Linked DNA regions of Homo sapiens: region 1 is linked to region 2. Evidence: read pairs that join two places in POLR2A ChIA-PET (ENCODE). Cell type or tissue: GM12878. All regions are shown on one strand. Region 1 has its middle 300 kb from the start of LINC01753. Region 2 overlaps PLPP3 (phospholipid phosphatase 3).

Region 1 (2,500 bases), 930 kb before region 2:
AGAATGGTTGCCTCTGAATTTGTGTCTCCTGCTGGAGACTGGAGCTTCTCCAGAACAGGGTACTCAGTCTTACTTGGATCCATATCCACAGCACCTTTGACAGAGCCTGGCATACTACAGGTACTCTCTAAATGTTTTTGTTTTAATGAAAATAAGTATTCACACAATTCACAGTCTATTTACTGTAAAGTACAAAATAGTCCTTCATTCTTCCTCTCTCCCCAACCCTAATTTTCTCTGTCTCTGATGCTTCACAAACATACACATACTCAAAGGGTTCGTATAGGTTGTTAAGTAAAGTAATTGAAAGCTTCTGCTTTGATTTTTTTTTTTTAATTTCAGGAAGCTACTTGAACAGAGAGTAATTATTACTGTTAATAGCAATAATTTCCCTATAATCTGGTTACATGTCCTATTTCATTTTAATGATCAGAGCAGCTGTCTTTAAACAAGTCTGGACAGGGATCTGGAAGCAGAGCTTCCTGAGACATATTCTCTTTGGTCCAATTATTCCACTTCTGGAGAATGTCTGAGAAGGCAGCTGAGGTTGGGGGCAGGATGGGGCAGTTTATGTCCCTCTGAATCTTCTAGCACACAGGACTTTCCGGAGCTTTTCAACAGCAACTCCACTGTGCCACAGGAGGAGAGGCAGATAGGGTTTCTGATCTCATCATCTCCCTTTCTCTTAAACCCTCCAGCGAGAGCTCTCTGGGGGCAGAGCCACAGCTCCAAGCCAGCAGGTTTCCTTTCCTCTTAATTGGGAGATGATAACATGGAAAACCAACAACCATATCAATGCCTTACAGCTTCTCAGGTCTTTTTTCTCCCCTAAAACTTGCTTTACAGGAGGAAACGGGGCCGCTTCAGATGGTTTCACTTTAAAACAAAACACAAGACTCTATGCTCTGAGCATTTGCTCAGCATTTATTAAATGTCTGTATTGTAGCTACCGGCTTGCTGGTGCCACAGCATCTGCGCATGCTCCCTGTGACTTCCTGGTCTGCAATGTGTTGCTGTTCCTAGCACCAGCTCTCCAGCCAGACCTGGATTACAGTCCCTTTTCAGCCACTCACTCGGCTCCATGACCTCCGAAAGAAAGGCCCTGTATGCTTTTTCATCTCTGAGTTTTAGTTCCTTATTTGTAAAATGTAGATAAAAATATCTACTTTGCATGGTTGACCTAAGGATTAGGCAAGACAATTTAGGGCATACACGTAGTAAATGACTGCTTCTGAGCCCTATTTTACTGGTGTTCTTGGTGGGAGAGTCTTACAGAGCTGGTTAAATGCACCTGGGCTGAAAATGCAAATTTCAGAAATCCGACAGGGGCAGGAATAATGTCCATTTATGAACAATGGGATTTCAACTAAACTCCATCTTTCCCAAATCACAAAGGCACAAAGATGACCTGTTGGTCAATGGTTAAATTCATTTTGGGGAGAAAGATACCTTTGGCATTTTCCCTCTAGCGACTTGCACCTAGCTGACAGCTGTTTTCAATATGTTGATGATTTAGGAAAACAGTCAAAAATAATACTTTGGAAATTTTAGTCCCACAGCTATGAAAAGAGCTGCAGGAAGAGAGAGGTTGTCTTTAATTAAGTCATTCCATCCAATCCATGGTGTGTTTTATTTTATGTTTAAATGAAATAAACCTTAAGAAAAATTATTGTTCTACACACACATTTTTATACACACTTCCTGGCTTGCAAAGGGCTGTTTCCATAATTGAAGTAAATGTAAAATGTATAAAACACATGGAAACATAGGTTGGCACTACTCACGGTGAGTTCTTTTCAAGACAAAATGTATTTCCAGGAAATATCACAAAATTTCCAAGCCACATGAGGTGGTTTGGATAGAATAGAGGGACCATCTTCTTTCCCTTATGCAATATTGTTAATGTTCTAGACTACAAATAGAAAAAAATCCTTATTCATTCTCTTCTCTCTAGTTTTTTTTTTTTTTTTTTTTTTTTTTTTTTGGTCTCATTATTGTGAGACTATGAGGAATAAAAGAAGAAAAGCAGCTCTGGAATCATAATGGAAAGCAATGCCTGTTGATAGGGGTTTAAGAAAGATAATCATTTCCACCCTCCCTACAGGTTCTGAATCAACTGAGAAATAGTCACAAGAGACAGATGGAGGTAAGTGTTCTGGCTTCAGTGATGGTAGCATTGCATTAGATGGCAGGACTTGGACCTGAGCCCCAGTAGGCTTCCTATTAATTTTCCCAAATCCAGGACTTTGGATGACATATTGAAGAGAGAGTATGAATCTGTGGAATGGGGAAATGCTTATGCATTCTGCTGCAAGAAGAATTGTTGCCCCTCAATTATCTAGTTCCAGTGGTAAGGACCACAGGTCAAGGCTGTGAACTCCACCTCATGCAGAAATGTGGACCCATGAAAGTCGGATTTGATTACTTCTCCAATAGGAAGAATTGAAGTACAGTGTGGGGAAGATGGGTTAGAAGTTGACTCTAAGGCAGGCAGTCTCCT
Region 2 (2,500 bases):
TCCTTTCTTCCCCCGCACAGTGCAAACACACAATATTGACATTCCAGCCTCCAGCTACTCACTCTTCCCAAATAGGTCCCTGCTTCCAAGTCTCAGCACCTGTGCTTCACTCTGCTGCAATACCTTCTCCCCCTTCCTGGCTTGTGAGCTATTATTTATCTTGCAAGACCCAGCTCCACACCCTCAGGCAAGCTTCATCACTCTTCACTGTGCTGCTAGAGTAGGCCCTCCCTTAAGGCTCCAAAGTCATCACTTATATAGTGTTTGTCATTAGGCAAAAGCCTGTTCCACTTTCACCAGCCTGGGAATTCCTTAAGGCCATGGAAACCCTGGGGCCTGGCATATAGTAGGTGCTCAAGAATCATCTGCAGAAGACAAGGCTTATACCTGAAAGACAGGTACAAACATAGGCTTAATAGGCTCTCTAGAAATTATACTGATTGATACCACAAACTAATTTGGGGGCCAGATATAAAGAAACCATCAATGAGAATGGTTTCCTTCGTGTCAATGTAATAGTGTATTATGTGTTTTAGGGATACATAAACAGGAACCAAAGCACACTACTTATTATGACAAGGCGCTTATAATGATTTGCATTTCTCTGCAAAACTCTTTAGGCATATAATTTTGTTAATTTGTGACAAACCTCAAAAACACACTTACCACCAATACCTTGATTGCAATATATACTTTCAAATCACACAGAAATCAAGTTCCTTTCAAAGGTTTCCAAAAGAGTCTGAAGTGCGTTGTTTTGTTTGGTTTGTTTTAAATTTGGGAATTTAAATGCAGATCATAATTTATAATTTAACCCAGACTTAAGGGAAGAATAATTTCACAAGGATGTTCAAGAACCTGACCTAGCCTTCTTTTGAATGTTGGCACTGACAATGCGTGACCTTGAGAAGTCTGTTTAATCTGAGACTGTTTCATCCTCAGTCACATGGGAATAAGGAGAGTTTGTTGAGAGGCTTTTAAAAAGCAAAAATAAATAAATAAATAATAAAAAGCAAAAACTTTGAAAACATGGAGTCTCTTTTTTCTCCCCTGAGATACATCATTTGAAAAAGGTGGCACCTGTTCCAGCTCAAATCATTCAGCAGTGATCTTGGTAATAAGTACTTTCCTGAAAAAATACCAGTTTGAAGAAAAGTAATATTTCAAAACACTGCCTAGTCCTTCACATTTGTCCCATGTATCTTTGGCTTCACTCAGCTAACATCCACTGATATGGATTAAAAGTTAAACCTGTTTGTCTTGTTCCTTTTTCTACTGACGCACGCAAGAGAGAAAGCTCTCCAGGGAACTCTCCTCATGAATAATATCAAATTTCAAACCAACAAGTCCACATCCGAAAAGCAGAATGGTAGAAAGGCAAGACCTTGGTTCTAGGTCCTCCTCTTTCACTGTCACTGGACAATTACTAACCAACCAAGACCTCTAGTTCCCATTTGTGAACCAAGGGCATTGACTAGGATGTGGTGATGATAATGACTGCAGCAACTACCTCTTGAGTGTCTCTATGCACCAGGCACTGTACTAGGCATGTCCCCACCACGTCACAGTGCACACAGAATCTCATTTCGTAAATGAGGATTTATGAGGCATCACAGAGATCAAGTAAACTTGCTTAAGCTTCTATGGCCAATAATAGTGAGCAGACTCCAGTCTGACTCCAAAGCCCGTGCTATTCCCCTCACACCTCTCTCCCTTCCCCAGCTCAAAAAGGCCTATTTTTCTAACTGACATTAAAAAATGACCTTGGTATCGTTGATAATGAAATCTCCAAGGTACTTCCAAATTCTAAAGATTCCATGAATCTAGGCAATGAGGAATTGCTCCAATGGTATTCTCTTTATTATGTCTACAGAGAAGCTTATTCATCAAGCTTTAAGCTGTTTTGCAATTATTTACATATTACTCTGTCTACTCCACTGCCCAATAATATCCTTAAGACCAAAATAAACAAAATGGAAAGAAATGAAAAAGACTGCTTTGATTGCATTAATTGCAATCAATTAATTGCAAATTGAAAAGTGGGGCAGCAAGGTAACCTGACAAGAGCTCTGGAAAAGTTGGTGACTGCTTTCTAGCTGGGTGCCCTTGTGCAAGTTACTTAACATCTCTGAGCTACAGTTCCCTCTTCTATAAAAGGGATCGTCTCTATACCACATGATTGGCCTGTATAATAAATATGGTAGCCTAGCTCAGTACCTTCCTTCCTCAGCAAATACAGAGGGTCCCCTAGATGACCAGCGTTTCGATCATTTCCAATCATTTCTGGTTTTTTTTTTTTTTTTTTTTTTTTGAGACAGAGTCTCGCTCTATCACCCAGCCTGGAGTGCAGTGGCGTGATCTTGGCTCACTGCAGCCTCTGCCAACTGGGTTCCAGCAATTCTCCTGCCTCAGCCTCCGGAGTAGCTGGGATTACAGGCACACACCACGATGCCCGGCTAATTTTTGTATTTTTAGTAGAGACGGGGTTTCACCATGTTGA

What was found. ChIA-PET counts read pairs that join two places held together with the same protein. Peaks named below come from ENCODE experiments on the same cell type or tissue, not always from the same donor. Only the 100,000 strongest peaks of a DNase experiment are listed, where the experiment ranks them.
Region 1: POLR2A ChIA-PET joins it to region 2 with 8 read pairs; 2 of 35 experiments call an interaction of 5 or more read pairs at or near these places.

Annotation. Positions count from the first base shown.
Region 1 is chr1:55,640,398-55,642,897 of GRCh38, forward strand. No RefSeq gene overlaps it. Among named protein-coding and RNA genes, the nearest start is that of LINC01753, 300 kb to the right of the region's middle. RefSeq lists enhancers at 692-861, 882-951. In GM12878, no CTCF peak of the experiment used is centred here; a DNase peak (open chromatin) is centred at 1,084; H3K4me3 peaks cover 267 bases.
Region 2 is chr1:56,569,757-56,572,256 of GRCh38, forward strand. All of the region lies in intron 1 of PLPP3 (phospholipid phosphatase 3), which reads right to left. Among named protein-coding and RNA genes, the nearest start is that of PLPP3, 8.6 kb to the right of the region's middle. In GM12878, no CTCF peak of the experiment used is centred here; no DNase peak of the experiment used is centred here.